Linked DNA regions of Homo sapiens: region 2 is linked to region 1. Evidence: read pairs that join two places in POLR2A ChIA-PET (ENCODE). Cell type or tissue: A673. All regions are shown on one strand. Each heading gives the region's core, and the rest is flanking DNA. Links, peaks and the distances in the headings are about the cores only.

Evidence for each region. Peaks named below come from ENCODE experiments on the same cell type or tissue, not always from the same donor. Only the 100,000 strongest peaks of a DNase experiment are listed, where the experiment ranks them.
Region 2: POLR2A ChIA-PET joins it to region 1 with 5 read pairs; 2 of 35 experiments call an interaction of 5 or more read pairs at or near these places.

Annotation. Positions count from the first base shown.
Region 1 is chr14:76,934,824-76,940,194 of GRCh38, forward strand. No RefSeq gene overlaps it. Among named protein-coding and RNA genes, the nearest start is that of LINC01629, 22 kb to the right of the region's middle. RefSeq lists enhancers at 7-605, 606-1,203, 5,116-5,371. In A673, for the core only: no CTCF peak of the experiment used is centred there; a DNase peak (open chromatin) is centred at 2,588.
Region 2 is chr14:76,694,675-76,700,045 of GRCh38, forward strand. No RefSeq gene overlaps it. Among named protein-coding and RNA genes, the nearest start is that of VASH1, 64 kb to the right of the region's middle. In A673, for the core only: no CTCF peak of the experiment used is centred there; no DNase peak of the experiment used is centred there.

The DNA of each region.
Region 1 (5,371 bases), core at 107-5,106:
TCACTGCAACCTAAGCCTCCCAGGTTCAAGCAATTCTCCTGCCTCAGCCTCCTGAGTAGCTGGGACTACAGGCATGTGCCACCACGCCCAACTAATTTCTTTGTAATTTTTAGTAGAGATGGGTTTTCTCCATGTTGGCCAGGCTGGTCTCAAACTCCTGACCTCAGGTGATCCGCCTGCCTCAGCCTCCCAAAGTGTACCTTCTTTTGACTCTTAAATGATACTCCTTGACCCCTAAGTTTTCCCCAATTCTCAAACTTCCAAGCAGCTGGAAGTGCCCCACCCATCCTGATAAGACATCTCTGGAAGCTCCCTCAGTTTCCCGCCAAACCTCCCTTCTACTTTGCTTGCCAGTGCCAGCAACTCTGTGAAGATATGATGGGTGGCCATTGCCTCCAGTCGCCCTAACAGAAGGCCAGGCCTGGGGCAGGGCCCAACCCTTCTGCCCAGTCTGCAAGCCCTGGGCTGCTACTGATGCCACAGAGAGGCCAGAGCCAGGAGCTGGGCTCAGCACAAGAATGGCGAGTCCCTCAGCCCAGTGGCCCAAGGGCAGCACCAAGCCCTCGCCTCCACTCCAGCCCCTGTCTCCCCTCTGTTTTGCATTCCAGGCCCATTCCCCACTTTGACGAAACAGTAACCATTTTCTAGCTGCCCCATGCTCTTCTTTGCATTATTCATGGGCTCCGGTCTCTTTGCTACCAGCAGGCACAGGCTGCTCTCCTGCTGCATTAAGGGAGTAAAAAGGTACAGGCCCTGGTGAAACAGCACCCCCTCCCTTCCCTTCCCACTTGCCCTTTTCTTCGCTGCCCTTTTCCTAAGTCAGGAGGGTGAAGAAGAGGGTCTGTGATGGCCCTGCACACCCCTCGGGGCCACTGAGAGCCCATGGTTATTTGCTGCTTCTCATCTGGACCCAGTGCCTGCTCCATGGGCCTGGCTCTGGAGAGGTTTCGGGAGAGCCAGCAGATGAGCTTGGGAACAGCCCTTCCTGCAGAGGAGATTCAGGTTTCTCCCGCCCAGCTCTGCCAGCCCCCAGCCCACAGCCCTGAGCTTGCCTCACTCATCTCTTAAGTGAAAAAAGGTCACATGGGGACCACTAGATCTGAGCAGACCAGAAGGACATGTCCTCTTGGTCCTGTTCCTGCTCCCTTGGCCTTGCAGTCTTTTTTTTTTTTTTTTGAGATGGAGTTTCGCTCTTGTTGCCCAGGCTGGAGAGCAGTGGTGTGATCTCGGCTCACCGCAACCTCCGCCTCCCAGGTTCAAGTGATTCTCCTGCCTCAGCCTCCCGAGTAGCTGGGATTACAAGCACCTGCCACCATGCCTGGCTAATTTTGTATTTTTAGTAGAGACAGGGTTTCTCCGTGTTGGCCAGGCTGGTCTCAAACTCCCGACCTCAGGTGATCTGCCCACCTCAGCCTCCCAAAGTGTTGGGATTACAGGTGTGAGCCACTGCGCCCAGCCCAGTCTTGCTGTCTTCTTTACTCAACCAGGGCAGGTGACAGGGACCTTAGACAGCTCACGATGCTGGGCTTTCTTGCCTCCTTCCCTAGTCTTCCACCTGCAATCCGGCAACTTCTCCCTTTGCCAGGAAAGGATGCTGAACGGGAACATTCACCATTGGTTGGACACAAAGCTGGCTTTCCTTTCATCACCTAAGATGCCATCAGCGGCCTGCTGTCTGGCCTAGTCTTCCCCAACCCATCCCCAGGCTGGCCCTTCAACCCCAGCTAAGTTCTGAGGGCCCCAGGTTGGGTCATAGCCTCCATCCCTAGAGGATGGAAGCAGGCTCGAGGCCACCTCCTCTGAGGCTCCCCAGCTGCCTGCTTCAGTGACCCCGCATGGCTTCCCTGTGGGATGCAGACCAAAGGTTCTGGATGGGGCCCAACGGTGCTGGGTAGGCTGTCAGGATTACTGAGCTGTAGTGCTCTGTTGTGCAGTCACTTACTCATCATATTTATTCTTTTTTTTTTTTCTTCTGAGGCAGAGTCTGGCTCTTTCGCCCAGACTGTAGTGCAACAGCACAATCTCGGCTCACTGCAACCTCCCTCCCGGGTTCCAGTGATTCTTGTACCTCAGCCTCCTGAATAGCAGGGATTACAGGTATGTGCCACCACGCCCAGCTAATTTTTGTATTTTTAGTAGAGATGGGGTTTTGCCATGTTGGCCAGGATGGTCCCAAACTCCTGACTTCAAGTGATCCACCAGCCTTGTCCTCTTAAAGTGCTGGGATTACAGGCGTGAGCCACCGTGCCCAGCCCACATCTATTCTTTCAACAGCTCTTCGAGGCAGGGGATATTTATCCCCTCTTCACAGATAAAGAAACAAAAGCTCAGAGAGGTTAGCACGAGCAAGGTCACACAGCCAGCAAACGGCAGGGCTCAGATTCTCTAACAACTCCGGCACAAGGGGTCTCTTCCATCAGCGCTCCCCACCTGACCCCCAGTCCTCCCTGCCACCTTTCCCAGGGCCGGTGCAGGGGGCTGAGGGTGCCACGCCCAGCTGGCTGGAGATGCAGCAGCTCTGCCTGCCCCTGAAGGACCCAACTGCGAATCAGCAGCCTGGTATCCAGGCAACCAGTCTCCCTGGCTTCAGATAAGCAGAAACAGCTGGGAGCTGCTGAGGCTGGAACACCATCAGGGAAGGGAGGAGGAGCCCACCAGCCAGTCAGCGTGTTATTTTAACACGTTGTTATTCTTACCCTCTCAGACCTTGGCTTGACTGGGCCCTTTCCCCCAAGCTTATCCTTGCCACTGCCACAGGGGAGGGGTCTCCAGGGGTTCCACCTAGCCCTGAGCCTGGCACAATTGAGGTGACGTAAGGGGAGAAATGTTGGCAGTCCCTCTTTCCGTGAGCAAGGGAGAAAAGGAAAGTTGGCCAAAGGCTGCCAAGATTAAGAGGCTCTGGGGTGACTTCATAAGCAGAAGTAGTTGAGTTTCACCTTTTGGAGCCTCCAGGCCTCAATGAGAGGTTTTCCACCCCCCTATACCAGGCTAGCTGAGTACAGGTTCAGCTGGATAACCCCATCCAACACCCATGATGGCAGCAGCAACTGGGCTGGGGGTGAAGGAAGCCATGGGGACACGTGGACTGTCAGACAAGCGAGGTCTGGCTCAGCCCCAACTCTGCTGACGACAAGTTTGGCCACGCCTCTCTGAGCCTCAGTTTCCTCATCCATAAAATGGAGACAATCATGCATACCCTGCTGGCTGGAGGTGGAAAGTAAGTGAGGAAGGCCTGTGAAATGCCGGGCATCATGTCTGACACAGTGGGTACTAACATGGTTCTCCTCCCCTCCTCATGTTGGGGCCTGCCCTGCCTGGCCTGGCCACCTCTCTCACACAGGATTCTGAACTCTCCAGGGCTATTTCTGTCTCCTGTTCTAAAGGTCAGTGACTTTCCTGGGATATGGCAGCTGCTGCCTCTTTTCCACCTCTAAGTGGCATTAATCCCATGCCAGGGGGACAGTGGTTGCCCCAGATGGCTTTCCCCATCCCCTGCCTTTATCCAGAACTGGCCCAGGCATGTCCACCCTCTCTTCTACACATAGACCCCCAAGGCTACCGCCAGGCCTGGAGCTTGGCCATTTTTGACTGACTCATGACCAGAATATTCCACCGTTCCTTCAGCACTGGGCCCACCAAGGCTCTTCATTGACTGCCTTGGCCTCTCTCCCTAGCGCCAGCTCCAGGTGATGCCCGGCCCTCCCTAAGGGCTGATGGACTTTTCCCACAAGGAGGCTTGGAGAACAGGACAGGAAGAGAAAGCGTGCCCACCCTGCTGGGGAGCCTCAGAGGCACACTCCCCTCCTCTCCTCCAGGGACTGGCAGGAGGGGATTACCTTGCCTCAAAGTGTCCCTTATCCCAGAATTACTGCCCACTTTCACCCCTGTGCTGGGGGGAGCAGGGAGAGCTGCCAGTGAGTGACATTCACCTGTAACAAGAGCCCAGAGCAGGCTGGGTGCGGTGGCTCACGCCTGTAATCCCAACACTTTGGGAGGCCGAGGCGGGCAGATCACCTGAGGTCGGGAGTTTGAGACCAACCTGACCAACATGGAGAAACCCCGTCTCTACTATAAATACAAAAAATTAGCAGGGCGTGGTGGCACATGCCTGTAATCCCAGCACTCGGGAGGCTGAGGTAGGAGAATCGCTTGAACCCAGGAGGCGGAGGTTTCAGCGAGCTGAGATCACACCATTGCACTCCAGCCTGGGCAACAAGAGGAAAAACTGTCTCAAAAAATAAAAATAAAAAAATTTAAAAAAAGAAAAAAAAAAAAGAAAAACACCAAGAGCCCAGAGCAGAGCACTCTGCAGCCTGACAGCAACTAAAGTAGGCTGGGGAGGGGTGTGGCCTTCAGGAGGCTCAGGCCCCATCAGTACCCAAAAGCACACCCGCCTTGGGATTGGCCCATCCTGCCAGCACTGGCGACATTGATGGAGTGGTTTCCACGTGTAAATGGTGCCATCTATTCACCAGCTCATGCCCCAGCAGATCCCTCATAGAGAGGGAACTGTTGTCATTCCCATTTTACAGAGGATGCAACTGAAGCTCAGGGAGTGCTGAGAAAACCTCCAGCATTCATACCAATTCTTTTCTAACTGCCCCTGTTCATTCTGTTCATTTTCTCTTTTTTTCTTTCTTTTCTTTTCTTCTTTTTTTTTTTTTTTTTGAGACAGGGTCTCACTGTGTTGCCCAGGCTGGAGTGCAGTGGCACAGTCACAGCTCACTGCAGCCTCGACCTCCCGGGTTTAAGCAATCCTCCCACCTCAGCCTCCCAGGGCACGTGCTAACATGCCCAACTAATTTTTTTAATTTTTGGTAGAGATGAGGTGTCACTATGTTGCCCAGGCTGATCTCGAACTCCTGGGATCAAGTGATCCACCCGCCTCGGCCTTCCAAAGTGCTGGGATTATAGACGTGAGCCACCACACCTGGCCCTTCTTTTATTTTCACACAGGAACTCCTTCCAGGGACCCCCAGTGTGTCCTGATGCACAGCTACGGGTTCCAAGGCAAACCCTTCCTGACCACCCCAACCGTCCCCTGAGCTCCCTGAAGGAAAAGTGAGAGGATGGGCAGCCAAGGCCTGGGCTGGGGACAATGGAGGTCTCATCTGGGTGGTTGAGAAGAAGGAAGGATAACTTGGTGACAGCTGAGTGTTCTCTGAGCCAGGTTTTTTCCATTTTCCAGCCAAAATGGAGAAAGGAGGAAAAGGCAGCCTCTGGGCTGGGGTGGGGAGAAGGAGAGCAGCTTCCTCCTCTTCCTCAGCCCAGCCCCAGCCAGTGTGTCCCATTCTTCCTGGCACCCTCAATCCCCTCTGCCTCCCCTCATGTGGAATTTCTGGGAAAGAACCAAGACTCCAAAGCAAGATAA
Region 2 (5,371 bases), core at 212-5,211, 240 kb before region 1:
GTTGGGAAGCTGAGGTAGGAGGATCCCTTGACCCCAGGAGCTCAAGACCAGCCTGGGCCACATAGGAAGACCCTGTCTCTATTTTAAAAAATAAAATAAAAGCCAATTCCCAGAAACACACACACATTTCCCCTTCCCTTTAAATTGAAGCATTTCTGGAAAAGGCATCCCACGTGGGAAGGAAGACCCTGCATGTCGGCATGCGGAACCCCACCAGCAGCACACACAGATGTACCACAGTCGGGCCTACTCCGCAGCCCTGCCCTGGGGGCAGAGCCTGTGGGGTTTGCTGTCACTATCGTTGTTCATTTGCTTTTTGGTACTTTGGTAAATTGTGTCCTATATATGTGTCTGAGTATACAAAGATAGTCCCTAACCTGCATTCTAAAGTGATGGGGCCGACGAACAATTGGGCTTTTGATCTAACAAGTTCGGTCCCCAAGCTGAGAGCCAGAGTTTAATCGCTCAGGGCATGAAGAAAGATTTTAAAAGCCATAAAGGCAGAAAGAGGGAAATAGAGGAAACGGGTGCCTGGCACCTGAAGAGAAACTGAGGAAAGAATGATGAGGTTTGAAGGAGATTCTAAGGAATTTTACCGTGAGGTGTGCAACGCAGACCTTCTCCCTCATCTGGATGAAAACCAGGGAAGTCCCCATTCCCCACAGGTGCGCTTGGAGCTGGGCCATCAGATCAGATGAAGAGGTAAGAAGAGCCTTGCAGTGGACGCAGGGTGATCACCAAGGGAGGGGGGGGAAGGCTAGCCAAGTCCAGGCTGCAGAGCCATGGGGCACTGGCAGCAGTGAGACAGCCGCTCTGTGTGACCAGGCTGGGGAGGCAGTGCTCTGGGTCACCTGCCTGCGCTGGGCTGGACGGCGAGATGACACCTTCATCCCTCTTTCAGCCACACTGTCCAGAGTGAGTTCACACCCTCATTATATCTCACCTGGAACATTCCAGCAGCCCTTCACTTGTCCTCCCCCACACACCAACATGATCTGTCTGAATCACAAATCTGATCCCACTTCTCCTTGATGATAACATTCGATGTCTCCCCATGTGCCAGCCTTTCCTGTGTATTCAAGGCCCAGAGACAAGGCCCCGTCCCAGTTCCCCTCCTCAGGGTTTCTTCCCTGTTCACCTCTGCTCAGCCACACAGGGTCAGCCCTTGACAACCTTCATATCCTTATACATACATGCCCTTCCCCTTTTGCTGCCTCAGGAACTCTTATTCATGTCCCATCTTAAATGCCTAATGCTTGGATCTCCCTGGGAAGTTTATACTCCCTTCTCTGGGCTCCCAAAGCACATCAAACCTACATGGATTCTTGTAAAGGGAACAGGTAAAGCCTCTGAGTACTTCCCACACACCAGGAACTCAGCTAAGCCCTTTCATATATTAGCTCATTGAATCCACAGCCCTAAGAGATCAGTCCCACTGTTAATCCATTTATGAATGAGGAGATTGAAGCCAAGAGAAGTTATACGCCTGGCCCAAGGGCACACAGCTACAGCAGCCGACCTGGGATTTAAGGTGTCTCACATTGTAACTGGGCAGTTTCACTTCAAAATGCATTTTAAAACCTTTCTCCCCATTTGTCTTTCTTCCCTAGTCTCGAGACGTAACCTTGAAGCAAATGGTAGAAGCCTTTTCCCTTAACCTTAAATTAGACTCCACACCCCTCCCTTTCCCACCATATACTCTCTTCACATTTATCTAACTGTATGCTAGTATCTAATTACGTGCTTACTTAGAAGGTTCCAGGGGTTAATCTTGAGACAGACAGACCAATCTTGAGACAGACAGACCAAGCCTGGAGACCCAGCTGCAAAATTCCAGCAATTACCTCCAGGCAGCTACTCAACAACCCAGCTATTGTTGAGATGATGTCAGCCCACGTTCCAGGTGGACCAAGACCCAAGACAGCCACCGAAACAAGACACACAGACCTTGTACTCAACATACATCCTGCCTGCCTCCCAGATCAAGTTTCCCTTTTTAAGCTCTTGCCTTCTCCCCAGAAACTCAAAATGGTTACTTTGGATATGACTCTGGTCATTTCCCCATTGCTAGTTTTGATAAATAAAGTCACTTTCTTTCCTCGCCCTTGTTACTGGGCTTTGCAAGCAGACCTGTATTCCACTACAAAACCATCCCATTATGTCTCTCGAAGTACTTCCCATGTGTGTCTTAAATGTGACCACATCAGTAGCTCCCAAACCCGTTTAGCCTCAGGGTGACCTGTGGGCCCTGCTCAGATGTAGGCAAACAGAAGCTCTTGTGGTAAGGCCCAGAGTCTGTCACTTTTAAAAGCTGTTCAGGTGAGACAGAGGCTCAGCTAGGCTTAGGGTGACTAACTATCCTGGTTTGTTTGGGACTGTGGGGTTTCTTGGGAGGTAGCAAAGCCCTGGGCAAACTGGAATGAGCTGGTCTCCCAGGTAGGAGGTTCAGACGTGACTCGAGCATCAGGCTCTTCTCAGGACGTTCAGCTCTCTGTGCCTGGGAACCTTTCAGTACCCAACAGTGTCTGACACACGAGGTGCTCAGTAAGTAGAGAGAAATGTGCCTTGCACCTGGAGCTCAACAAACGAACAATTTTCTTCAGCTTTAGGCTCAACTGGAAAATAGTCTTCAGGGGCCTTGAACATGGGGTGCAGGTGAGTGTCAGTGGGCACAGCCCTGATCTTGCTCTGCCCTACCCCACACCGCTCATCCTCAGAAACCAGTCTGGATTAGGGACAACCCGGTGGCTGGGGTCAGCTGGCAGGCAGCCAGGCAGGGTTCTGCTCCCCAGAGACCGGTAAGTGATCCCTGCTCTTCCCAGCCATGCCTAAGCCATATGCACCCCCAAGAAGCCTCAAAGAGTGGGCAATGTCCATGAAGTCTGGGCTCTTGGTGAACACTGGTCACCAAGCATTCACCAAGATGTTCATACAGATAGGGAAATGAGTCCCATCGAAGACAATTTGCATATGTTGTTTGTAAAAGAAGGAAATGACATCTTTGCCCAATGAATATGCTGCAGATATATTTTCCCAGGCAGTCCTTGGTCTTTGGACTATGTATGGTATTTTTTTCCCACAGTGATGTTTAAAATTTTTTTATGAGTCATGTACTATATCAATCTCCTTTCTTTGGGGTTTTATGCCCTGCTGAGAAAGCTTCCCCCACTTCTTGATTTCTTCTAGAACTTTCACAAATTTTGGGGAGTACAAAAGGTAGGTTAGGGATCTAGTATTTCTTTCCCCCCAGTTAGGCCCAGATAGGAGAGATGACTTCTCCAAAGTCAGAGTGGGTCTGGTGTCTGCTAGGATGAGGGTGCCCCATCCAGACCTCATCTCCCTGTCACTACCCCAAGTCTGCATAAAGATCTCTTCTTTAACCAGTCTCTTCAGAAGGCCTTAAAAGAGTAACTGTTTTCACAACTTGCCTTCATGTATCCTTTCTTGAGTTACAGTCACTCATGCGTGAGGCTTTCCTCGTCCTTACTCTGAGACTGTGTTCATCTTTGAGGCTCCCACCTACCCACAATACCCTGCGCAGTGCTCTGTATATCATTCATATTTGGGAATTAGACTGAGATATATGCCCCCAGCTGGCAGTGTGAAGGCCCTTGGATTTCCAAAATGCAGAGGCAAGGGATTTGGTGGGCTAAGTGAGTGTAGGCCCCTCTGTTCCTTAAGATCCCATGTCATGGCAGGGACTGGGGTACCCACTCAAGTGTGCCCTCGGTGTTCCCTTCCCTTCTCGCACTGGGTGGTATGAAGCAGCTGCTGGGTTCACAGGATATGGGGCGTGATCTGTGGAGGAACACAGAGGAGGGAGTAGATAGGAAGGGAAATTCAGCTCCTGTGCCTGATCTTGGGCCTTCTCCCATCAGCCCACCTCTTGGGTGTATTTCTTGGACCACAGGACCAGAATGGCCGAAACTGAAGAAAAGCAATTGATATGGTTTGGCTCTATATCCCCATCCAAATCTCATGACAAACTGTAATCCCCAAAGTTGGGGGAGGGACATGGTGGGAGGTGATTGGATCATTGGGGTGAATTTCTCCCTTGCTGTTCTCATGATAGTGAGTTCTCACAAGGTCTGGTTGTATAAAAGTGTGTAGCACTTCCCCCTTCGCTCTCTCTCTCCTGCCAGCCATGTGAAGACCATGCCTGCTTCCCCTTTGCCTTCTACCATGATTGTGAGTTTCCTAAGGCCTCCCCAGCCACGCTTCCTGTACAGCCTGTGGAACTGTGAGTCAATTAAACCTCTTCTCTTTATACATTACCCACTCACAGGTAGTTCTTGATAGCAATGTGAGAACGGACTAACACAGCAGTAGAAGAGCTGAATAAGGAAGGGCTCTTTCCATTTTGTGAGCCTTAAGAAACTAGAATCTGCCTTGTTCTTTGGGGTATAAACTTGAAATCCTAAGCCCCCCCATTGACTGAATGGATCCCCTTGTGGCCAAGGGGACCCCATTAAAACCTTAAAACTGACTTCCTGGCCATGACGGGACAGAAGATCAGACACCTCGTTACACCCCCTCCCTCTTCTGGTTTAGACACAACAACTGACAAGCCTTAATGTTAAAACAGAGATTCTAAAACTGACAGAACAGATTCTTTGTGGCAATAAGGTATCAAATTATAAACAGAACCTAAGGCCATGCCAGGCAAAGGTTAAGTCACCCACTCCTACACTTATAGAATAAACTATGTCCCAACTGCCACAAGGTTTTTCTTTTTCTCTAGCAGCTAAACTAGAGCGCTGGCCTTGAGATAAGCAATATTAAAACAATTACAGTTCATCCAGCTCACAGAGGCTAACTACCTGACCCTTGTTCCACAAGCCGTAACTACAGCTTTGACTGGACAAGAGACTGATTTCAGTAACTTTCTCCAGATAAGACCACCAACCATGGACTGGTTCTGGCCAGTTTACAGAGACTGCACACTTGCATGTTTCTGGATCCTGAAAAGACCTTCTGATGTATAGGGCCTAATCATAATACGTTTAAAAGTTATGTCCCCACCCCAAAGTGGGTCATATGTTACATGCATGTTCGTTCAATGCACATGCATCAGGATTGCCTCATGAATATTCACAGCTCCTCCTGTAACCTGTTGAATATGTATGTTTAGCCAACCTGTTCAGCATAAAGCTCCTACCCCAAGCCTTCCTCCTTCGAAATGCCTGTCTCTGGTCTTGTCCAGAGGCACCCTTTCCAGCCTGCTGTACCCCCGTTATAAGAAATAAACTCTTCTCTCCTTTCTGCATTTATAAATCTTGTGTGTGGTTTTCTTCTTAAAGTTAACAGGGATAATTATATCCCAGCCCTCAAGGCCAACACAAGCAGCTGCCAACATTTCAGAATGCTTGGG